5 separate regions of the Homo sapiens genome follow, and all the other regions are linked to region 2. The links are chromatin loops, found by intact Hi-C in ENCODE. Cell type or tissue: mammary epithelial cell. All regions are shown on one strand.

Region 1 (5,000 bases), 220 kb after region 2:
TCTTTGACAATTCCACCTGTTTAACTGGGACTCTGTGGTTATGAGGTGCTAAGTGCACCTGTCAAAGGCATGACTTTGTTTCAATTTAGCAATGCTCCTACCAATATACCTTATTGGTCCAGGAAGAAAAAAAGGCATTAGAGTATTTTCTGAATGATACTTCTGGTTAGGTGCAAGCATTTAGATTTTCTAAGAAATAACTTGTGTTCTCACCTGTGTTTGCTACATGAAAGAACTGTACTAACAAATCTAAGGCACAATAAATTATCTGTTTTTAGACTTGGAGAGAATAAAGAATAAGAAATGAATGAAAACACAAAGAGAAAAATAAATTCTCACTCCTTCTCCCCACAAATCCCACAAATAACAGCTACAAAGTACTTTCAAATTTCCTGAAAAGACTACATTATATATTAATTGTAACAAAAAGTGTCACTCTGATTTAAATTGTGGTTGATACTGCAATAAAATGTACTTCATTGCCAAAGGTTCCTTTATATGCAGATCATGGTTAATAACTACCATGATGTAATTATTCAAAAATAATTATTTTTGGAAAGAAACCTAAATCCATGTCAGAACTACACAAAAGAAGAGAAATAATGTCACTCAAATTCCAACATTAACATATCTTCCTTCTGTTCCCCAAAATCAAGGCCCATAACATAAATTCCATTTATAAGAATGAATTCATTCGTCTTAAAAGTCTTCTAGAGAGAGCTGAAAGACAGGAAACATGTCAATGGAAGAAAAAAAGGCATCAGTTATATCATTTTCAGAGTCTGTATTTTAGGGAAAGTATTTCAGAATCTATCCGGGCATGGCTAGAAACCTTTGTTTTAATACGGTTTTGTTCATTTAGACCCACAGGCAGAAACACTGATTAGATGACCCATTATTGGCTGAGCATAGTGGCTCACACCTGTAATCTCAGCATTTTGGGAGGCCGAGGCGGGCGGATCACCTGTTAGGAGTTCTAGACCAGCCTGGCCAACATGGCGAATCCCTGTCTCTACTAAAACATATTAGCCGGGCATGGTGGCGCATGCCTGTAACCCCAGCTATCTGGGAGGCTGAGGCACGAGAATTGCTTAAACCCAGGAGGCAGAGTTTGCAGTGAGCCGAGATTGCACCATTGCACTCCAGCCTGGGCGACAGAGTGAGACTCCGTCTATTTAAAAAACAAAAAACAAAAACAAACAAAAAAAAAACTATCATTAAAAACATTCATTAAAGGTTTAATTACAGACAATGTCTTGGTAGGCTAAGAGTAAAGCAAGGAAGATAATACTAAAGCCCATTTCTTTCCAGAAATTTACTCTCTAAGAGACATGCCTGACTGTAAAGAAAAAACAATAAGGAAAGCATTAAATAAACAAGTAAAGGGATAAGCGGAGTTAATGGGGAATGAACAAATTAGAAGTCAGTATATTTGACGCTAACATCCTGTGAGATTTCCTAGTGATGGAACTGCAGTAGCTATGAGAACAGTATAAAAATAAGTTAGCAAGATTACCAGAATTGAGGACCCGGTATAATAATTTTATGAAAGGAGAGTAAAAACGACTGCTGAGAATATATAAACCAGCATAACGGGAAACTGCTCTGTGGTATTCTTAGAAGGGTGGTTGGAATTGTCAATATAGAAACCCGCTAGGCTGCAAAGAACGCACTGCTAGCTGAATGAAAATTATGAACTGAATGATTTTAATAAATGAAGTGCATAGAACAGTCATGCAAAGTTTCAGGAAGACAGAGTACCAGTGACACCAGACATAGGGAAAAAGTAGCAAAGGAAAGTGAAGGACCTACGCACTTGAAAGGGATTCTCCCTCCACTGAAAACAAATCTGAGTTTGCCAAGAGACCACGTAAGAAAAAAAAATGATACAATGTTTAAATAGGTCCTGACTTTTGATAAAAGTCAACTTGTGATAAGTTCCTCTAGAACTTATTTTATTTTTGAGATGGAGTTTCGCTCTTGTTGCCCAGGCTTGAGTGCAGTGGCGCGATCTCAGCTCACTGCAACCTCCGCCTCCGGGTTCAAGTGATTCTCCTGCCTCAGCCTCCCAAATAGCTGGGATTACAGGCACATGCCACCATGCCTGGTTAATTTTTGTATTTTTAGTAGAGACAGGGTTTCACCATGTCGGCCAGGCTGGTCTCAAACTCCTGACCTCAGGTGATCCACCCACCTCGGCTTCCCAAGGTGTTGGGATTACAGATGTGAGCCACCGTGCCCAGCCAAACTTATTTTTTAATATGAGCTAAGTTATAAATATAGAATAATTATTGTAATCAATTAGAAAAAGAGTTTGGCAAATTGGGACAGAAAAATAATATGAGTCAGTTGATAACAAGTAGAAACACATTCAAGAGCATTAGGAGAGGGAACTGCTGAGTAACAGGAAATGTGATTTCTCAATCATGTCAAACCAGTTTTGAGAGAGGCTGAACCAATTTATATCCTCCCACAAGGTATAGGACATCCCACTGATCCATGTCCTCGCCAATATGTGGTGTTTTCAGGCTTCTTCATTTTTGCAACCCATGCAGCTACCAAGAGAGGAGCTTGCAGGTAAGGATATGGTCTTATTTTTTTCTTTCCCCAGGACATGGCATAATCAGAGTCTAGTAACAAGCATTGAGTAAAACTAAAGTGAAGGAGCCTAGTCCTGAACCAAGATTATTTGTCATGTTTTTCATTTGAAATTTGCAATCCTGTACATTTTTCCAGCTTTCATTCTTCTGCACTGCCTCTCCCATTAGGCTACACTATCTTTCAAATAACAGAATGCTAACTCATACTCACTTAAACTAGCATAGAATAAAAGCAATGACCATTCTAAAGAATAGAAAACATATCTACACAATTTTATTTACATAGTCTCATAAAAATAAGAGTAACTACATCTGAACAAGAGACCACATCTAACTTGGAGATAGGAAAATATGCATCATAAGTATTCAATAAATATTTGTTGAATATAAAAGAAAAATTTTGAATTATAATAGTACTAATAAAATACACAAGCGTGATAATGAACACTGGTTCGTTTCATTACAAAAACTAAACTTCTGAACTTTAGAAGAAATAATAAATCCAACACTCAGGAAATGCTGAAGTGTGAAAACTCAAATAAAAAAAGTAAAAATCCACTAAAAGATCTTAGTCATTTCAAGTTCCACAAGCCAATCAGGAGTTTTTGACAAGGTTGCAATTTGGGCCAAGGGCTAATTTAAACTCCATCATAGTCATCCGTTTATCAAAGAATGAACTTACCTTTCAGACCACATAATATTTTGGGGATTTCCATTAAGAGATACACAGAGAAAGAATGAATGATAAACTACATCAGGGAACAAACTTTTTCCGGTTTTAATCACTAGTAAGTTAAAATTCTGAATGAAGGTAGAAACCAAGTAAGTGAGTAAAACCACTGGGAGTATTACCAAGCCTTGAAACAACTATCTAGCAAAGCAGCATTTATAAAGACTTAACAAGTAGCTGTCAAGAACTGTAATACATTAAGTTCCACCAGAGTCTTCTACAAAAAAATGCATTTTATTAAGTGTAAAATAAGTACTAACATATATATTTACATATATGTGTGTGTATATATATTTCATTCTAACTTCACATTTAAAAAGAAAAAACTTAGAGGAAAAATCTCTTGAAAAGTGGTTACTGACAACACGGTTAATAGTTTCTAAAGGGTTTCTTTTCTACTTGGGAATAAATGTAAGCACAAGAGTTCCAACTTAGCAGCAAATTATGGCATTAAATCTAGGTTAGAAGATGCCTATCATGATTAAGGTATTTTCCAATTTCTAACAATTAGCAACATTACCTAAGTAGAAATCAATTGTAATTGAAGAAGACAGTGAAAACTAAACTAATTACCAAAGTCAAATAAAAATAATCAATGTTATTTAATCTATAATTCTGTATGTTATAATTTACTTATTATATACATATAGTACTTATCAACTAAACCTACAGAGAAATAGTTTTAATTCTCTTAACCTCTTAATAGTCTTAATTTTCTTAATCCCATGGTTCCTAAATGAATTTACCTGCTACAAATCTCTGCTACAACAGACTTCTTAAAGGCAATAAAATTTCTTTAAAAACTTTTTATTGTGTGAAAGTCAAGTTTTTGTTATTTAATTTACATATTTATGTTTTTGTATTTAAAATCAATTGAGGAAACTAATCCACTACGATTTAGAACACTGGTTAGCTATATAAGAGATTAGAATGTAATTAGTTCTAATGGTATCAATTTAGTAAGTCTCGGTTAATGAGAAGGTAGGATAATTGTAGTAATAAACTGTTTATGCTTGGAGAAAATATACATAATATTATATCTGGTCAATTCAACAGCATTTGTTTAACTGTTATTCTAAATGCCTCAAATATTATAGAAGTGATGTGAGAAAGGTAAGGTGATATTCTGAAGTACCTAACATTTAGTAAATCCAGGAGTTTCTGCTCTATTATGCGAAAATGCCACAAATATATACTCTGGTTCTTTACAGAGAAAACACACAATTGATATATTAGATATCTGGATCCCAAAAGGTGCATTTTAAAAATTGTGGTAAAAAAATACATAACATTACATTTACCATCAACCTTTTTTAAATGTACCATACAGTAGTGTTAACTATGCGCACATGGTTATGTAACAGATCTCTAGAACTTTTTTATCATAAACTGAAACGTTTTATCTACTCAACAATTGCCCCTTTTTTCCACTCTCATAAAGTACCTTTTTAAAAGTATTTAGGATTTATATTTTTTCTTTAATGGAGGCACCATGGATTCTTACTTTCCTATAATCATGTTATCACAATGAACTGAGCATTAGAATAGATTTCACTCTAGTCATATCATGTTATCATTCAATATATAAAAACATATGTTTGATGTATATGTCTTTCATTTTTTATAAATCATATTTCAGAGACCTGCCAATTCTCAAAGGATATCTCAGA
Region 2 (5,000 bases):
GAGTCTCTCTCTGTTGCCCAGGCTGGAGTGCAGTGGCGTGATCTCGGCTCACTGCAACCTCTGCCTCCCGGGTTCGAGCGATTCTCCTGCCTCAGACTCCCAAGTAGCTGGGACTACAGGCATGTGCCACCAGGCCTAATTTTTTTGTATTTTTAGTAGAGACGGGGTTTCACCGTGTTAGCCAGGATGGTCTCGATCTCCTGACCTCGTGATCCGCCTGCCTTGGCCTCCCAAAGTGCTGAGCTAACACACCCGGCCTTTAGTGGAGGTAATATTTTTTAAAGTGTTCTGTTTCTCTATTGCATTTATGGCTTTAGATAAGAACCTATCAAGTAGGGCCCAAGAGGCATCAAGAAGCCTAGAGATGCAGAATGAAGCATCTGGATCTCCTATGAGCTACATTAATTGGCCACTGCCCTACCCATTCCAATTCATAGTTATTATTATAAATGTAAATGATATCTAAGAGGTACCATAGTATAAAATGTATGGAAGATGATAAAAATCACACATTTATTCATTCAACACATTTTCTCTCTCTACTACATGTTGGATACTCCACTAGGAGCTGCACACACAGTGAGAAGACAATCTCTCCATACTCAAGGAATTCAGACTTGTGAGTGAGAGAAGTAAACAGGCAATTACAAAAAATGTGACACCACAATGTTAGTAAATGGCAGTGTCAGGGATCAGGCCCAGGCAGTGTGCTCCAGGTGCTTAGGCATTTGGATGCTCTCTCACAACTCACTAAAGCATCACACATATTATTTTCCCACTTACAATGGCACCAATAACCTAAATCTATGTAGCACTGACCTTCTTTTAAACACATTACTGATTGAATTCCCATATAGGTGCTGTAGATTGGTATTACTTCCGTTTTATAGCTAAGGCTCGAGGAAGTTAGGCTTCCTGTGAAAGGCCACATAGCTAGTGAGAAGCAGGTCTGGAATCTGTTCCTGTGTCTCATTCCAAAGCCCATGCTCTTTTAATGACACAGGGCAGTTTCTTACAATTAATAAGCATGTAGGGTTTGATAAAGTACTTTTACGTGTTCCAGATCTTTTAACCTTCCTGGCAATTCTGTGAGGTAACTATCTCAAATGACAGGTAAGAAAATCAAGGCTCAGGATGGTGAGGGATAGGACCTATTTATATGGGTGACAACCTACGTACATGGTTGATAAAGCCAAAGGCTTAAAACTAGGTGCCAAAGCAGGCTTAAAATCAGCGCCTTCTCTGTAGACAGATGCAGTCTACATCTGTAGATATAACGCTTACAGATAATTATTGCAGCCATGTAATAACTGTTCACTAACTTTCTTGAGTGGGAAGGGGTATATAAGATTAACTGCTTTGACTGGCAGATGGATCGTGGGGAGCTGGCTAAGGCTTACTTTCTTATCAGTAGTTGCTTTTACCCTCCTCCCAAAGAGAAAGGTACACACTATGTTTTTCAAAATCATTGATCATTCTATTATGGTTAACAGTGCTATTACATCACTACACAGGCACTTAGGGTGGAGAAAAATGAATGTGGAGATTTGAAGGTTATAGGCTAAAATGTGAATCCCAGGGTCCTAGAATAAAAGCCACATATCTCCAAATGTGCTGATATCTTTAGAATTGAGATAATCAATTCTCCCTGCCTGATAAATGGAAGACATACAGACATGGGCGTGTGTACATCTTTTCATTTCTCGATAGAAGAAATCTGACAGGGTACCTGCTGTAATATAGAGGTACAGTTGAAATCTGCTGTGGAACTAAGTTCGTTTTCTGGTTTAGATTAGTAGATTATTCCAGGAAGGTTGGTTCAGGAGGACTGAGAGAGTATAAAGCAGCAGAGGTGCTCTACTGATTGTCTGGGGTAAGCCGTACATGAAAAACAACTGTCCACTTCTCTTTGCTGATAAAAAAAATATATATATTTATATATATATTTATATATATATATATTTATATATATATATTTATATATATTTATATATATATTTATATATATTTAGATATATTTAGATATATTTAGATATATTTAGATATATATATATTTAGATATATATATAGCCTTAGGAATAGAGAAGCCATTATAATCCAATAATCAGCTAGAGGGCAGCACTGTGTCATCTACTTGCTGCAAATGAGAAAGACATGAAGACAATATGAGAATCATAAAAAGTAGGGATGATATACTGCACAAGTCTCTAGCTGATGATCTAGATCATAAAGTGTCTTCCTTTTTTTAATTAATGCCAACAGGCAAGTTTTTTTTTTTATTGGCTTCTAGGGAATAAGGAAAAGGGATGGTGAGGAGGATACACCCAAGCAGATGAAATGGCTAAGAGGGACTATTTGAAGGTAGGGCTGGAGTGGGAGTTAGGAGGGCTCAAAAGTTTAAAGTGCCTTGGGGTCCCACACAGCCTCTCAATTTTGCTGATGGCTGTGCTTGTGTTTTAAAAATAAAATATCTGCTGAGTGGATTAAAGGAGTGAATTGAATTCCCGAGGCTCCGATTACTTTTCCCTTTGCCAGTTTTTATCAGCAACGATCAGTAAGACTGTCAGATCTGATGTAAGCTGCCTTCCTCTTGCACTCTTCTTTAGCTTCACAGCATGTGAAGCACAGGATTAAAATGTATGTGTGTGTGTGTGTGTGTGTGTGTGTGTGTGTGTGTGTGTGCTCTTTCAACAACTGAGCCCAGTTGAGAAGAATGCTAAAGAAAATTCCCTAGGAATCGGAGGACCAATAAGAGGTGGCAAGCATGTGCAAGAGAACACCATCCTTGGTCTCGAAGGTATGGCCCTCCATCAGTCCCCAGAGTCCGTCATTCCCAGCTCTACCCCAGCCTCACCCTGAGGAACAGGGAGCTGGACAGCTCGTGTCTGCAGAGGCATGTGTAAAGTGATGCTACTGATGTGTTATTATAAGGCCTCTCCCCACAGCCAAATGGGCTGGACCTTTTGACACACTCCCTCTCTCCCTGTGCACACTGATGCCCTGATGAGGCAGGTGCCTGCCAGTTCCTGGTTGAGGTTGTTTCCTCTGGGCACCACATCCACTTGGAGGTTAAACACTGCCTCCAGAGGGCAAATGGAAACAGTCAATGTTTTTGACTCACCCCGCCCCCTAGGGACTATAAACTGCTGAAACCTTGTTCGTGAATACTCTGTGCCCACAAATATGCCAGCCAAAGAATGCACCTAGAATGAGGGCACAGCACAAACAGGCTGCTCGGCTTACAGGAACCAGCAAGTTCTTCTCGGGTTTAATCTGTCCAGAAGAGGGGGGAAATGTCTCTAGAATAGGATCACTATAGAGACATTCCTCAGAGATGAATACAAACATGAGCATGGGGAAGGGCTCAATAAACACTGGCTAACTGTATCACACTGAAGCAGGACGTCTCCCCACTGGCAATGGTTGGGAATGGTTTCCCAGTTCTCAGGTGTGCCTAAGCTACTTAGATATTAGGGCAAAGAAAGATTTTCTTTCCCTATAAAATAGATAGAGGTGGCGATAGTCAAAAACTGATGAGATACTGACAATACGAATATTGAAACCAGGTGCAGTGGTGCATGCCTGTAGTCTCAGCTACTCAAGAAGTTGAGGTGGGAGGATTGCTTGAGCCTACAAGTTCAAGACCAGCCTGGGCAACATAATGAGACCCTCTCTCCATGACTCTAAAAAGTTGTGTGTGTGTGTGTGTGTGTGTGTGTGTGTGTGTGTGTGTGTGTGTGTGTGTTAAAGAGAGAGAGAGAGAGAGACAGAAAGAGAGGGAGAGAGAAAGAGAGGGCGAGGGACAGACAAACAGAAAGAAACAAAGAAAGAAACAGATGGTAACAGAGCCCAGCCAACTACATGAAGCAGGTATTCCATCTAGTGAATAAGCACATAGTTACCCTCCATGTCATGCTAAAGAATGGCATTGTTCCAAAGAAGCTGGAGACGACCTCGATTGCTTAAACCACAGTCAAAATGCACTTAACTGGTACTTCTCTACCTTAGGCTACAGCCATTTACTGGATTCTGAACATTAGGAGCAAAAAGACAGGTAATTGACTAAATCCGGCTTCCAGTAACTTACTCCATGTCAGATTCTGCCAGGCCTTCAAGGAATACTTGACAGCAGAGATGCCCGATTGTGCATTTATTTATTGTTTTGTTTTTTGTTACTCTTTGGTCCCTAGATCATTGTGAAAGTAAGCAATAAATGTGCTTTGTGTGAATTTTAAGGATGGATTTTAAGTGGCAGCAAATGTTGCTATTCCTTTCCCTTAGAAAAAAATGTTTTTTATCAAACAAGACTCTATAAGCTTTTACTTGTTCCCCAATCTCCACCCCAAGGACAGGAGTCAGGAAAATGCTATGCTTATTTTTTTAAAAGCGGGGGAAAGGATTTTAGAAACTATTGATTAAACTTCAATCATCCCTTGGGTTATGAATATTTAGACAAAGAAATGTTAACTAAGAGCCATTATACATTCACCTAGATATTATGCTAATTTTCTTTTCTTTTCCTACAGGATTAGCAGACTAAGAGACCTATATGTGTTGAATTATCTCATGGGCTATCCTTGCAGTAAAAATATGAGGAAATGAAAATTCATGTAGTCAAATATTAGCAGGTGGTTGAAAAGCTATCCTGAGAAAAGGTCGCTTAATGGATTCTTTCAACTAAAGGGATACTTGTAACAGACTATAGTCCTTAGAAATGACCTATATATGTAATCCCAGCTACTCGGGAGGCTGAGGCAGGAGAATGGCTTGAACCCGGGAGGCAGAGGTTGAGGTGAGCAGAGATTGCACCACTGCATTCCAGCCTGGGTGACAGAGCAAGACTCCGTCTCAAAAAAAAAAAAAAATGCTCTATACAATGACTTTATTGCCAACTTTGAATAAAAAATTTATTTATTAAACTTAAAACCCAAAAGCTGAGACTGCTTTAGTATTACTAACGACAAAGTCAGGATTCAACATTATTCTAATAAGGCTTGAGA
Region 3 (5,000 bases), 59 kb before region 2:
ACAAAACAAAAACAAAAAGTTGAAGCCTACAAACCTTGATTCATGACAGACTGACTTAAGGTAACATAGTTTCATGTTGTAGGGCAGGGGTCCCCAACCCCTGGGCCACGGACTGGTCCTGGTCCATGGCCTGTTAGGAACTGGGCGGCACAGCAGGAGGTGAGCAGCGGGCCAGTGAGCGTTACTACCTGAGCTCTACCTCCTGCCAGATCAGCGGTAGCATTAGAGTCTCACAGGAGCGCAAATTCTATTGTGAACCGCGCATGCGAGGGATCTAGATCACATGCTCCTTACGAGAAACTAACTAATGTCTTATGATCTGAGGTGGAACAGTTACATCCTGAAACCATCCCATCCCCTTTTTCTCACCCAAAACATCACCCCAGTCCCTGGTGCCAAAAAGGTTGGGGACCACTGTTGTAGGGAACAATATTACCCTGGTTCTTTTAAAATAAACTAGAATAAATAAGAGAGCTATTTATTTGCTCTCTTATTCTTCTAAAGTTTTGAGCTCAAGGCACACTTGCATGGGAAATGAGGTGAGGCAGGAGGAAAACAGATTCTAGAATTCTTCTAATTCACTATAAGCAAATGTTTTCTCATAGTAACCATGGTCAGAGACACAAAAATTGGATTACAGAAACTTCTTCCCTCCAATCTCTCATATTACTTTCTTACTACTATTTTCTATTCCCTCTTTTGTTATTTCCTTGCATCTTTTCTGTAATATTTATGGACTAATCCAACAATCTAACTTTTACAATCTTATACTTGCATTGCTAGGTGCAATCTTATAGCATGGTACCACCTCAGATAAGAGACTGTTGCAGGTGTACCCCTCAATGTTCTCTGACATTCTTTATACCTGTCTCTGATCAGGTTCATCTCCCCATTTATCTTAGTAGCTATTTCTTTAAAAAAACATTTGCCCTTTCTGTATCTCCTCATTGCTTACCGCCCATATCCTTCTTATCTGACAGAGAAGGAAGGGATCTAATTACATACTTTCAAATATTTGACCTCCTACCCCCAACAGAAATATGTTCAAATCTGCTTCATCCTCATTAATTTCCAGTAATTCCTCTAGTTAGGCTCTTGGGGATCTTTTCTCCCCGACCTATCTCCCCTTTTTCCTGTATTTTTACTCTTTCCACTATATATTCCCTAATCCTCTGTTATTTTAAAAATGAATGAATGAATGAATGAATGAATGAATGAATCTCTTCCCTGCATTCCTCTCTAACAAAGCTGCTCCCTCTCCTTCAAAGGCAATCATCAAAGGAGCAGCCTGCACTAATTGACTTCACTGTCTCACCTCTCATTCATGAAATCTCTCTCCAAGGTCTACTTTACGATTTAACCCATCTACTGCTTTTTGAAAAATTTGCAGTTATTATATTTTTCATTTCTAGATTTTCTATTTGCCTCTTTTACAAATCTACTGGCTTTTCCCTTCCAAACTGTCCTGCTCTTGTATCATGGAATCTGTTCTTTTCTTTATCTCCTTGAATGTTTTAGAAATCCACAATTTTTAAGTTCCTTCTATGAAGTGGCTTTATATTCTTTGGTAGTTCTTGTAGATGTCAAGTGTCCTGTTTGTTGCATTTGCCTTCTTTTCTCATGATGGTGTATTTCCTCATGTGGTCTGCTACTTTGTTCTGGAAGCTCTACTTCAATGGAACTTATCCTCTGTAGGAATCTTGCATTTGCCCAGAATTTTCAAGATATCACTGTTACGTAGTCTGCATTTGCCTCTTCTGGGTCCTATGAGTTACACTGGTTCCAAATAGGTTTGTAATTTTTTTTTCCTTTTTTTTTATTTTTTATTTTTGGCTTAAGGCTTTTTCTCCCTACGCAGGTAGTACAAATTGAGTTCTTACTTGCACATATCACATGAGGTGTGGGATTCTGATTTCTTTTAGGGGCTACTTTTCTACTCCAGGTTGGGTAGCTCCTTCTTAAGTCCCAAGTTTTCTTGGTTCCATTCATGAATGAACTAAGAAATATGAATGAAACAGTTCTTTGCATAACTTCTGCACAGATAAAGCTCCCTCCCTGCCTGGAAGATGTCAAGATGCTAGCCTCTATTTGACCTCTATATGTGGTCCTGAAACCTCTGTAGCCCACTCAACTTCCACATTTGTCTGTTTCTGGCTTTTAATTCCTCTTTCATTCATGGCATCTGGAGAATTCTCTTTCATCCTTTTGAGTTTGGTTACATATTTAAAATATTTTTAAAGTTATAATTTTTTTATCCAGAATTTCTACAAGTTAGAAACAAGAAAAGGGCTTTTTAAATCTATTCGCACCAAACTTCTGACAGGAAATCAAAATCCAGTCTTAAATCAACTGCAGTCAGGGTTCTAGAACCATTACTCCACTGAAATTGCTCCACCAACCCAAGAGCACTTTTTATTTTATTCTTCGCACTCTTTGACTATTCTAAAGCATCCAACACTTTTGATTACTCTCTTCTTGAAATACTATTCTTTTGCTTTCCGCATCACGTTCTTTACCTACCATCCTAACCTTTCTTAGCCAAACTGATGGCTCTTTTTCTCCATCCATACTTTAAATGCTGTGTTCCACAGAATTCTGCATTGCTGACTTGGGCAGTCTCATCTTCTTGCACAGCTTGAACCATCTATATTCTGATGACTCTGAAATTATTATCTCTAGGGCAGCCCTCTCTTCTAAGTTTCCAGTCTGCATATCCAAAGGCTTACTGTAGAACTCTACTTGAAAGTTCCATCTGCATTTCAAGTTAAAATGAGTCAAGAGGAACTCAATTTACTAACTACTTCTCTCTCTCTCTCTCTACCACTGAGCATCTAATGTTCCCTATTCAAGCCATCCTGTTATTCAACTCAGGAATGCAGAGTCATCCTAATTACCCAGTCACCACATCCTGCCAATTCTATCTCCTTAATATCTTAATAAATCTGTCATTTCCTGTCCAGGTTCACTGCTATTAACCTATATTTAAACCCTCATCTTTTTTCACCTGGACTTGGCAATAACCTTGTAACTGGGCTTCTCGCCTGCAGCTACAAGACCATCAGTTGAACTCACCACATCAGTCAGATGAGTCATTTTTCTAAACTACACATCCAATCATGTTATAACCCTTCCTACAAGTCTTCAGTGACTTCTAATTCCAGGTAAGACCAAGGCTAGACTTAGCAAGGCATGAACATCTATCTTTTCAGCTTTATCTCCTGCTATTCCTTTTCTCCTTTGTGTCTGTTCACGATTCCTAGCCAATCTCTTGCCCATGCTGGTTGAACACACTACCCATGATGAGTATTCCAAAGTTTTCCAAATGGGATCTATTATTTCCTGTTTCTGTGTGTCATCTCAGCCTAGAAAGCCTTTTTCTCATCCTCCTTGTTTGCCTCTACTTGTCAAGCATTGCCCCAGCTCCTCCCTTGGTACATCTGAGTCCTCTTTTTTTGTGCCTCATCACCCCTATACCAGAGGTTTTCAACCTTGACTAAAGATTAGAATCACTTGGGCAAGCTATTTTAAAAACCAGATGCCCAAGCCATACCCAAGACCAAGTAAATCACAATCTCTGGGCTGCGGGACCCAAGCAACAGAAATTTTTGGAGTTTCCCATGTGATTTAAATGTGCACTCAAGGGCCACAACCTTTGCGTTTGCCAACGTCTATTTTAACTGGTCCTACTACACTTTTTTGCAAGCTGGAATCCCATATTGGATGATGAGTTCTATGAGGACAGAGTCGATTTCTTCTTAGTTTTTCTGTCCCTAGTGCCTACCACAATACCTGGTATTTAGAAGGCATATAAGAACTGAAGTAGAGATAAAAAGAAGCCCTCTTCAATTTCAAAAGTCTAGATAACTTATTACACTAAAAGCATCTTAATGGTTTCCGTTTTATTCTCTGCTCTAAACAACTTTGATGAGCTGTCAAGTCATTTGGTATTTAACCAAATCAAAGATCACTCTGTGCCATGCCCTTCACCATGCCTCTCTGGATTCAATACAAATCAGGTAATGAATACAGGTGTGTCCCTCTTTGAAAAACCCCAATGTAAAATAGTCCTGACTCATAAAACAAATGAACCAAAGAGCGATTATTGACAAGCCTTTCCCTTCTACGCTACTTATTCCTAGGTGGCCTATTATTGGAAAGTCTCCTCAAAAACTCACTTTCTCTGTGAAGAATTTGTTGACTATGTCAGCCTACAATGATCTCTCCCTTTGGAAACAAAACAAACAAAACCCCTCCTTTTGCACTTATCCATAACTTCCCAATTAGCACTCTGTCTAATACAATGGGGTGGGCAAACCATGACCTGTGGGCCAAACCTACCCATCAGCTGTCTTTGTATGTCCTGTAAGCTAACAATGGTGTTGACATTTTAAAATGGTTTTTAAAAAACTAAAAGAACAATATTTTGTGACATGTGGAAATTATACAAAATTTCAATTTCACCATTCATATCTAGAAAGAATCTTGGCTGTGGGAGATTTCACCATTCATATCTAGAAAGAATCTTGGCTGTGGGAGATTTCACCACTCATATCTAGAAAGAATCTTGGCTGTGTGGTTCAATTCCTCTTAGACCCACACTATAGGTCAAATTCTGTTCCACAGAGTGAGAAGCCCAAGCCCAACTCATTTTGTCAGCATCTACGTCTTTGAGCGCATCCATGCTGGCCCATATCTGCCCTCAGGTTCAGGAAATAGTTGGATCTGTAGGTGTGAGATGGTACCGTACATTTTGAAGGGCTAGAATTTTCCATTTTAGCATTAGCTGAAATAAAAAAATTAGGTTAGGTTGGATGACATTAAAGGTACCCACATTATTTACTTACATATTTTTAAAGGACTGGATTAATTCAGTAATTCAAGATTACATTATCTCTAATATGCATCGATCCCATTTTATTAAAAAATAGTCATCCAAATGAATGAAAAGGCTACTAACATACTGCCCTCAACAATAAATATGTTAGTACATTTGGAATGAA
Region 4 (5,000 bases), 150 kb after region 2:
CACAAACTCAACAAGAGATTATGATAATAAATGCCTCAAATTCTTCATTTATTTTAGTTTATCAAGTCACGTATGAAGAATTCCTATTTTTCTGTATTGACCACATATTCTTCCTTTTTGTGTCTTTTTCTCCTTGTAACAAGGAGTCATATACTTCTGCTTCACCTTATACTAAGAAGTCAGTACTCCTACTTCCAACTTCTGAGTCTGAAAGTTTTTATTAGATTCTATCTTGAAGATTTCAAAAAAGCACATTATAAATAATATGAACCACAGAGCACCTTAAAAATTTCTGGTATTTTTATCATTCCATTATCTAAGTAATTGTTCACTGTCACTCATGATAACCAGAGTTTCAGAATTTCAAAATCCAGGAATTCCATTCCATCAAAAACAAAAATGAGGCCAGGCACAGTGACTCATGCCCATAATCCCAGCATTTTGGGAGGTCAGGAGTTCAAGACCAGCCTGCCCAACATGGCAAAACTCCGTCTCTACTAAAAATACAAAAATTAGCCAGGCGTGGTGGCGTGCGCCTGTAGTCCCAGCTACTCAGGAGGCTGAGGCAAGAGAATTGCTTGAACCCAGGAGGTGGAAGTTGCAGTGAGCTGAGATTGTATCACTGCACTCCAACCTGGGCGATGGAGTGAGGCTCCATCTCAAAAAAAATAAATAAATAAATAAAAAATAAAGGGCAAATATTGTTCAGAAATAAGCACCTGGGAGGTGAGCAAAAATTGGGCAGATTCCTAAAATCTACACTAAAATAGAAAACTTAATTAATTGGTATTTCATTTTTAACTTTTTCTTTGTTTCTCTTTAACAATGACTTTTTTGAGTAGACTCTTGTGGAGGGAAAAAAAAAAACCAACAATGGCTTTTCTATCATCTTTTATTTTCTTTTGATATGTCAATAAAAAGCCTCACTCTGTCACCCAGGCTGGAGTGCAGTGGCATGATCTCGGCTCACTGCAACCTCCACCTCCTGGGTTCCAGTGATCTTGTGCCTCAGCCTCCAGAGTAGCTGGGATTATAGACATGCACCACCACATTTTCTGTCATTTTCTTGGCTAATCATGGATCTATGTTAAATTCTATACTTTTACCAGTAAATGCTTCAATACAGATCCTTCAAAGCACCTCAACAATTAATTATGTCCTAAATTAGTGTCTTAGCTTCAATTTTATATTGGTTTTCTTAAAGAAGAACAGGCAAAAAAAAAAAAGGCCACTTAATGTGTACACACACATGTCTTACAAGAGCTCTGGTTTACTGGGATAGAGACAGTGAAAGCTTGAGGTTATAAATGCTATGGTCTGAATGTCTGTGTTTCCCCAAATTCACAGGCTGAAGCCCTAATCCCCAGTGTGACAGTATTAGGATGTGGGGCCTTTGGGAGGTGCTTAGATTCAGATGGGGTCATAAGGGTGGGATCTCATGATGGGATTAGTGCCCTTAAGCAAAGAAGAAGAGAGACAGGTACTCTTCCCTCTCCACCTTTTCCCCTTGCTCCACTCATAAGCCATGCAGGGATATTAAGCACTTCAAATGTGGCTAGTCCAAATGGAGGTGTGCTCTAAGTATAAAACACACACTGGGTTTCTAAGACCTGATATGAAAAAAAGAATGTAAAATATCTCGTTAAAAATGTTTATATTGATTACAGATTGAAGAGATAGTATTTTGGATGTACTGGGTGCAATAAAATGTATTATTAAAATGTATTTCATCTATTTCTTTACACTTTTTAAATGTGGCTCATATTATTTCTGTTGGAAATAAAATTACATTTGTGGCTTGCACTATATTTCTCCTATCAGAGAGGGCTCTTAGTCAACCAAAAGCCATGTCTAATGATGACTTGTGAGTTTCCATGTATGTGTGTATAAATGTAAATATAAGTACAAATACTAATATGTTTGTGCACATCTCCTTTGCTGTATCCTTTTGTAATTGATAAGCCTATTTTGTAAATTCTTATAAAGTAAAATCATAGTAGTATGCTGGAAATTACTTATCTGGATATTTTTAGTACAATAATTTAATTATATTGAGGCTAATGGAACTAATAAAAGGATTCATACACAATTTTTCACACACACAGATACAGAATTGCACTTACACATACACATGGTGGTCATCAAAATGACATTAATTCAAACTCGCTGGGAGGGAAGTTTATACACAACCTGACAGAAAAGGCAGGTGGATACTATACTTTTTTTAAAAATTAAGAGAGATTATTTCTAAAGTTATAACTGCACTGGAACTGCTAGTTAAATGCTGTCTGCTTCTAGTAGAAACGAAGTTTAATAAACAAATTAAAATACAGTAATTCCTCCTTATCTACAGTTTTGCTTTCTGTGGCTTCAGTTATCTGCAGTCAATTGTGTTCCAAAAATATAAAACGAAAAATTTCAGAAATAAACAACTCATGCATTTTAAATTGCACACCATTCTGAGTAGTGTGATGACATCTCATGCTGTCCCACTCTGTCTCATCCAGGATATGAATCATTCCTTTGTCTAGTGTATCCGTGCGTTTTACGCTACCTGTCCATTAGTCACTTCGTAGCCATCTCGATTATGAAGTCAACTCTCAGACGGGTATTGCAGTGCTTCTGTTCAAGTAACCCTTATTTTACTTAATAATGGCCCCAGAGTCCAAAAGTAGTGATGCTGGCAATTTGGATATACCAAAAATAAGCCATAAAATGCTTTCTTAATATTTAATATTTTTGGACCACAATTGACTATGGGTAACTGAAGTCACAGATAGCAAAATTGTGGATAAGGAGGAACTACTATATTTTTATTTGTTTAGTAACTATAGTTTCTACTAGAAGCAGACAGAATTTAACTAGCAGTTCCAGTACATTTATAATTTTAGAAATAATCTCTCTTAATTATTCTTCTTCTTATTTTTTGAGATGGAGTCTTCCTCTGACACTGAGGCTGGAGTGCAGCAGCATGATCTCAGCTCGCTGCAACCTCTGTCTCCCAGGTTCAAGTGATTCTCCTGCCTTAGACTCCTGAATTGCTGGGATTACAGGCACACACCACCACACCTGGCTAATTTTTGTATTTTTAGTAAGAGATGGAGTTTCACCATGTTGGCCAGGCTGGTCTTGAGAACTCCTGACCTCAAGTGATCCACTGGCCTCAGCCTCCCAAAGTGCTTGGACTACAGGCATGAGCCACCGTGCCTGCCTCTCTCTTAATTTTTAAAAAGTATAGTATCTACCCGGCTTTTCTGCTAAGTGAAAAGGTAAAAGTTCTTAACTTACGGAAAGAAAATAAAATCATATGCTGAGGTTACTAAGATCTAAGGTAAGAACAAATCTGTGAAATTATTAACAGCATATTGTTATAATTGTTCAACATGTTGAGCAACCCTAATCCAAAAGTCTGAAATCTGAAATGCTCCAAAATCTGAAACATTCTGAGCATCACCTGATGCCACAAGTGGAAAATTCCACACATGACCTCACATGACAAGTCACAGTTCAACTTCAGGTGTACAACACAGTTTATTCAGCACTCCCAAGGAACAAATTACCCTCCCAGGACAGATTTTTTTCTTCCCTTCAGCTGCAATGTATCTTTTCCACACACACCCGGATCCCTCCCATAAAAGCACACTCACAAAGTGTAATACAATGCCACATGTACAGGCCAGATGCAGCAAGGACAGGTTCCCCAGGATGGGGCTAAGACCTACGTGCATTACTCACTGTATTTTTGTGCTTATTCTCTGCTCTGTGGTGAAAGATATTGTTGAAAATGTCAAGAAGGCTATGAATAACAGTGATAGGAAAAAGGGAAAGCATTTATGTTTCTCTATAGCACTGAAAGTCAGGCTGTTGGAGAAACTGAATAGCAGTGTAAGTATGGAACATGTCACAGAAGACTACGGTGTTACAATGACCACCATATATGACCTGAAGAACAAGGATAAACTGTTGAAGTTCCATGCTGAAAGTGATAAACAAAGTTAACGAAAAATACAAAAACACTGCATAAAGCTAAAAATAAAGATCTTAGGGATGGCCATGGTGGCTCACACCTGTAATTCCAGCACTTTGGGAGAAGACGGGAGGATCACCTAATTGCAGGAGGTCAAGACCAGCCTGGGCAACATGGCAAGTTCTCGTCACTATTTAAAAATTAATTTATTCCTTTTAAAATCTTAGGTGTTGAAAGAGTGGATTGATCAGTGTCACAGTGAACACATGCCTCTTAATGGTATTGCTGATGATGAAACAAGCAAAGCTCTATCAAGATGAACTGAAAATTGAAGGGAACTGTAAATATTCAACAGGCTACTTATAGAAACTTAAACATGGAATTCAATTTGTTTTAAAGATTTATACAGTGAGAAAGCATCTGCTGACCATGAAGGAGCAGAGCAATTCACTGATGAATTTGCCAAGGTCATCGCTGATGGAAATCTGATGCCAGAACAAGTCTATAATGCTGTTAAAACATCACTGTTTTGGTGTATGGTCCCAGAACGACACTGGCCACAGCTGATGAGACAGCTCCTACAGGAATTAAGGATGCCAAAGACAGAACAGCTGTGTTGGGATGTTCTAATGCAGTAGGCATGCATAAGCGTAATTTGTTATGATAGGAAAAGGCTATGATCTCACAGTTTTCAAGGAGTGATTTTCTTACTAGTCTATTATTATATGAACAAAAAGGCATTTATCACCAGGGATATCTCTTCTGATCGGTTTCACAAACATTTTGTACCAGTGACTTGTGCTCACTGAAAGGAAGCTGGCCGGGATGACAAATGCACAACTTTATTATTCCTTGACCACTGTTCTGCTCATCCTCCAGCAGAAATTCTCATCAAAAATCATGTTCATGCCACATATACTCCCCCTAAATGTGAATTTATTAATTCATCCATGTGACGAAGGTATCCTTACATCAATGTAGAGTGAATATAAAAATGTATTCTTGAACAACATGCTAGCAGCAACGTAGCAAT
Region 5 (5,000 bases), 570 kb before region 2:
GTTGTTGTTGTTGTTTTTTGTGAGATGGAGTCTCACTCTGTCACCCAGCTGGAGTGCAGTGGTACAATCTCGGCTCGCTGCAATCTCCACCTCCCGGGTTCAAGTGATTCTCCTTCCTCAGTCTCCTGAGTAGCTGGAATTACAGGCGCCCACCACCACACCCAGCTAATTTTTGTATTTTTAGTAGAGACACGGTTTCACCATGTTGGCCAGGCTGGTCTTGAACTCCTGACCTCGTGATCTGCCTGCCTCAGCCTCCCAAAGTGCTGGGATTACAGGCAAGAGCCACTGCACCCAGCCTTCTCGGAGTAATTTGGATAGCAGCACCAAAAAAGGCTGTGTTTAAGCCCTCAGGGAGGTGGCCATTCAGACCTCCATCTCCAATGCCCCACCCTTAGACTTGATCTCATGGAAGGTCTGGGGCTGGATTTCATCTGCATCCCAGGAGGGGCAAGAGGACCACGGAGGAAGGGTCTCTGGGGGTGGGGACGCTACTCAGATCTGAGATAAGAGAAAGGGTCCCACCAACTCTTCCCCCCAACCTCGGTCTCTGCTGTCATCACCATGGAAATGTACACTCTGGTGGAATAGATTTTTTTTTTCCTAAGACCTTTGTACTTAGATTCCAACCCTGCCCCAGGGTTTCTGAGGAAAAGTTCCTTTTGGAAAATTCCCACCCAGCCCCAGCTGACTAAAAGGGAGGAAGGATTTTTCCACAGGGTGCTCTGGGTTGGTGTGGGATTTAGAGCCCCCGGCAGCCACTTGTCTGAAGGAACAAGGAGCTGGGCTAGACAGAAAGGGAGTCCCAGGCAGGCTGGAGCTGAGGTCACCCGGGAGGGCAGGAGCTGAGGTCACCCAGGAGGGCAGGAGCTGAGGTCAGCCGGGTGGTGCTTCCCCTTGGACCCCACTGCCCCTCCTTGGCATGGATACGGGTGGAGTTTTCACTCTCTGACTTGCTCTTCTAGAACTCAACACTTTGGTTTCATCTGAATCCTAATTATCCAATATATTAAATCAAGTGATAAGATAAACATTTTTCCACCTCTTTCTATCCCTAAGCCTCTGGTGACTTCTTTTTTTCCCTTTTGATAAGTATTTAAATGTTTTTAAAAATTAAAATATAATTCGCCCAATTCACTAAATATGAAATTCATCATTTTAAAGTGCACAATTCAGTGATATTTAGTGTAGTCACTATTTCCTGTGACTTCCTGTCCTGGTGGCATTTCCCATGAGACAGAGAGAAAGGGGGCTGGGGCTGGAAGTTTCCCTGACATGTTCCCCGGGTATGCCAAGGCTTCGGTCCTAAAGGTCTATTCCAGCTCATTGGCACCACCACACCCCTCTCTGGAATTTCTGGGAAAATCCTGTCCATGAAACTGGAAACCAACCATTCATGGGGCAGCTGGGTTCTTAAGTAAAGTTTTCCATGTGACAGAGCCTCTCTCATCAGCGGCACTAGGCTCAAAGTTTCCCTCATAGGCCTGTGGGGGGTTAGAGATCCCTGACCCCACACTGAAGCCAAACCCTCAGGGTGATCAAACCAGGTGAGCTCCAGGTCAGGGCCCCAGAGGAGAGAGAAGAGTCCTGGGATGCTGCTAGAGCCATCACATCCTTTAGCTCAATTCCCTCCTCCTGAAGATGAGGGAATAGAGACCCAGAGACTCCAAAGATGCCCACTCCAGTGACGGCAGAACCAAGACCAGCACCCTGCCCTTCAAATCCTGGGCCATGCATTCTCTACCAGGTGACTCAGTCAACAGCAACCAGTGATTAGACACCCTCTACCCTTCATTGGGCCAGATGGGGGGCACCTGGACATGGACACACAGCCGAGAGGGTGTATTGAGGCAGCCCTGCCCAGTGGAGCCTAACATAACCGGGAGAAGGAAGAGAGCTCCAGAGAGAAACCCCTCAGTGAGGCTGGCTGCCTGGCTGGCAGCTGCCCAGATAGTCCTGTGTGTATCCCAGTCTCATATGAAGGATTCTCTTTCCCTTCACATTTCTATCTTTTTATTTACTTATTTATTTTTGAGATGAAGTCTTACTCTGTCACCCAGGCTGGAGTGCAGTGGCACAATCTAGGCTCACTGCAACCTCTGCCTCCCGGGTTCAAGCGATTCTGCTCCCTCACCCTCCTGTGTAGCTGGGATTACAGGTGCAAGCCACCATGCCCGACTATTTTTCGTATTTTTTTGTAGAGACAGGGTTTCACTATGTTGGCCAGGCTGGTCTTAAACTCCTGACCTCAGGTGATCCACCCGCCTCGACCTCTCAAAGTGCTGGAATTACAGGTGTGAGCCACCACGCCCGGCCCAACATTTCTATCTCTTTTAAACACGACTTTTCTTCCTCCTGTCCATTGCCTCCGCTCTCTTTTTTACAGAGTGGGTAAATGAGACTTCTTGCACCTCACTTACTGGCTTCTCACTTAGAACTCACCTAAGGCACCTGTTAAAAGTACAAACTCCCAGTCACCAGCCCCAGAGATTCTGATTAGGGCTGAGGTTGGCCCAGGAATCTGCACCTTTGACAAGTTCTCCAGCTGGTTCTGATGCAGGCAGTATAAGAATGGCATTTTCAAAACATTTCCTTGTGTCACCGACTAAATAATTCCATATTTATTGTTTTCCCTCTAGAGAGGATTCATAGCTGCTGCTCCATCCTCATTCTCTGGCTTGCCACCCTTCCTAGCACAGCTGTTTGATGTTTCCTTCTGGTTTAGCCGGCCCCATTAACCCTACGCTCTAATGATCCTACATCAGGTTGAGGCTCCATAACTCTAAGGATAATAATGTTAATGAAAAACCAGCAGCCAAGCTCTCACTCACAGACACACCACTTGGGGGAGTCATTGCTCCACTTTTCTTCTCTGGTCCAGTTGACTGGAGTTCTGTAGCTCCTACTTTTGTGTTGATGGTTTCGGGGGAATTTTGTTTTGATCTGCTTTTCATCCTCTGTTAGAATCTTCAGTTCAGATAGACAGTGACACAATGGGCAGCGGGTAGCCTGGGAAAGGGGGTGGGTTTCTTTCACCCTCACCACAGGCCTGAGGAACGTGAGACCCAGCGCGATCTCTCCATATCCCACATTCTTTTGGCTACAATTGCATCTCTGTACATTCACTGATCAAACACCAATAACAAAGCAGATTTGTGAGCGATTCTATCTTGGACAACTCAAGGGCACTTAGGCCTCTTCCTACAGTCAGGAAGGAAAATACTGAGCCCTGACTGCTAAGCCGTGGACAGAGTGGTTCACTTCTACAGCCAAGGGCAGGGCAGATTAAAAAATAAATGAGAAGAAGGAAAATGAAGTACTTTCTAATGAATGGACAAACATAGTCCCATTCACAGTTGAAATCAATGGGGCAAAACTAGATGACATTTGAGCAAGCCAGATTGAAGGTCCCAGAAGCCCTCATCTCCTTCAGTTTCCTGAGGACACCTCCCACCCCCTCACAGCTGCAGATCTCTGCGGTTGTTCCAGAAGCCACTGGAGGGTGTGGCTGAAGCCACGTGGGATGTACAATGTAGATGATGCCCTCCCTGTCTTCATCCTCTCTGTGTTTAATGAGGGTGCGGGCAGGATGGGGTTCCAGGTTGGTTAAGGTGAAAATAGAACTTAAAGGGCTAAATTTTGGAATTACATCAAGTCATTTGGGAACAATTAAAAGCAGGTAGGACATGGCAAGGCAGGAAGAAGCCATGTCTCAGTAAAACAATGGGAAGTGAGATGGAAAATTGTTGAATGAGAGGCCGACTCTGGCAGGGGTGGAGAAAGCCCTGATACTGGTCATCTATTTGGGTGGGCATCTATTTTCTTATTTCAGTGCCCATAGGGGTCTTTTGCCTTACTGTTCTTCCACAAGCCTCCCATACACTCAACTCAACCGGCCACTGGACCCTGCTATGGGCAGCATCTGAGACCACTGAGATCACTTCCTTTCCTGAGATCCACCCACTTTATTTGCATCTCTTTCCTCTGCTTTATGATAACCCTACTCTCAGGACACCAGATCTGCCTAAACAAGACAAAAGGGGAAAAATCCAACTAACCAACAACCCATAGGGGTGACGTGTAGCTAAGCGACTAGTTTATCTGATTTGCTTGATGCTCAACTGTGGATGTCAAAGTCATTTAACTGCAGTTCGAAAGGGGTTGTGCTGTGTGGCCTCTCCATGGCCACTCATGAGCCAGGTGTTTGCCTCCACTGTTAGCTGTTGCCCCAGTCTAGATGTGCTGGCTTCCTGTGGCCCCAGCCCCTGTGTGTGGGCATGAGGTTCACATCCCTTCATTTACACACCCACTTAGCAAATATTTACTCTATGCCTGCTCTGTGCTCAGCCACCCTCTAGGCACTGGAGGTCACAGTTGTGGGTGTGACAAGGAGGTCTTTGCTCTCATGGAGTTGATGTTCTAGTGAAGAGAGACAAGTGATAAACAAATAAACAAATAAATCAGATGGCGATGAAAGTTGGGGTGGAAGTAAAGAAATGCAAAGTGACCCAGTGTATCTGGGGGCTTAGTTTAGAGTGGGAGGGATCTTCAAGAACCATGCAAGTCTTCCCTAATTGCATCCTTTTCCAGATCAACTGCATGGGGTCCTACAGGAGAAGACCAAGAGACAGAGACAGAGACCAGGGAAAATGACCGATACCATTCCTTCTCAGGGATGCTACACACCCATGGGGCAGAGGATAAGAGGTTCCTGAAGGCATCACCCCTCTGGCCATGGCTGGTGTGCAGACAAAGCTGGAGATTTGGAGTAGCCTGTTGTCCCACTGACTCTTAGACTGCCCCAGCTAAGAAGAACCAACTCCTCCTATTACAGATGAAATAAACAAAGCTACTCAAGCTCTCTGGCATCGCCCTGACGGTCATCATGTGCTTCACATTTCCCTCCTGCCCCCCCTGATTTTCTGGAAAAGGGAGAAAGTGTGTGAAAAAAAATGGACAATAACTTCTGTTAACTTTGTAGATGTCTGGTTCCTCCATAT

What was found. Peaks named below come from ENCODE experiments on the same cell type or tissue, not always from the same donor. Only the 100,000 strongest peaks of a DNase experiment are listed, where the experiment ranks them.
Region 1: it touches region 2 in a loop (9-fold over the local background); 4 of 110 quality-filtered maps call a loop at or near these places.
Region 3: it touches region 2 in a loop (5-fold over the local background); 2 of 110 quality-filtered maps call a loop at or near these places.
Region 4: it touches region 2 in a loop (12-fold over the local background); 3 of 110 quality-filtered maps call a loop at or near these places.
Region 5: a loop joins it to region 2, with 12 times the contacts of the local background. A loop is called at or near these places in 6 of 110 quality-filtered maps.

What each region holds. Positions count from the first base shown.
Region 1 is chr7:133,630,682-133,635,681 of GRCh38, reverse strand. The region is part of intron 10 of EXOC4 (exocyst complex component 4); the gene reads right to left. Among named protein-coding and RNA genes, the nearest start is that of MIR6133, 340 kb to the right of the region's middle. In mammary epithelial cell, no CTCF peak of the experiment used is centred here; a DNase peak (open chromatin) is centred at 2,421; H3K27ac peaks cover 1,794 bases.
Region 2 is chr7:133,852,091-133,857,090 of GRCh38, reverse strand. All of the region lies in intron 11 of EXOC4 (exocyst complex component 4), which reads right to left. Among named protein-coding and RNA genes, the nearest start is that of LRGUK, 270 kb to the left of the region's middle. In mammary epithelial cell, CTCF peaks have their summits at 2,107 and 3,101; DNase peaks (open chromatin) are centred at 3,200 and 3,920; H3K27ac peaks cover 2,031 bases.
Region 3 is chr7:133,911,454-133,916,453 of GRCh38, reverse strand. The region is part of intron 12 of EXOC4 (exocyst complex component 4); the gene reads right to left. Among named protein-coding and RNA genes, the nearest start is that of LRGUK, 210 kb to the left of the region's middle. In mammary epithelial cell, no CTCF peak of the experiment used is centred here; a DNase peak (open chromatin) is centred at 2,973; H3K27ac peaks cover 2,083 bases.
Region 4 is chr7:133,703,295-133,708,294 of GRCh38, reverse strand. All of the region lies in intron 10 of EXOC4 (exocyst complex component 4), which reads right to left. Among named protein-coding and RNA genes, the nearest start is that of MIR6133, 410 kb to the right of the region's middle. In mammary epithelial cell, no CTCF peak of the experiment used is centred here; DNase peaks (open chromatin) are centred at 2,544 and 4,634; H3K27ac peaks cover 2,548 bases.
Region 5 is chr7:134,418,565-134,423,564 of GRCh38, reverse strand. It overlaps LINC03060 (long intergenic non-protein coding RNA 3060), which reads left to right. Exons shown (of 3, transcript NR_183392.1): 2 at 4,591-5,000. Among named protein-coding and RNA genes, the nearest start is that of LINC03060, 11 kb to the left of the region's middle. In mammary epithelial cell, a CTCF peak has its summit at 2,845; a DNase peak (open chromatin) is centred at 2,854.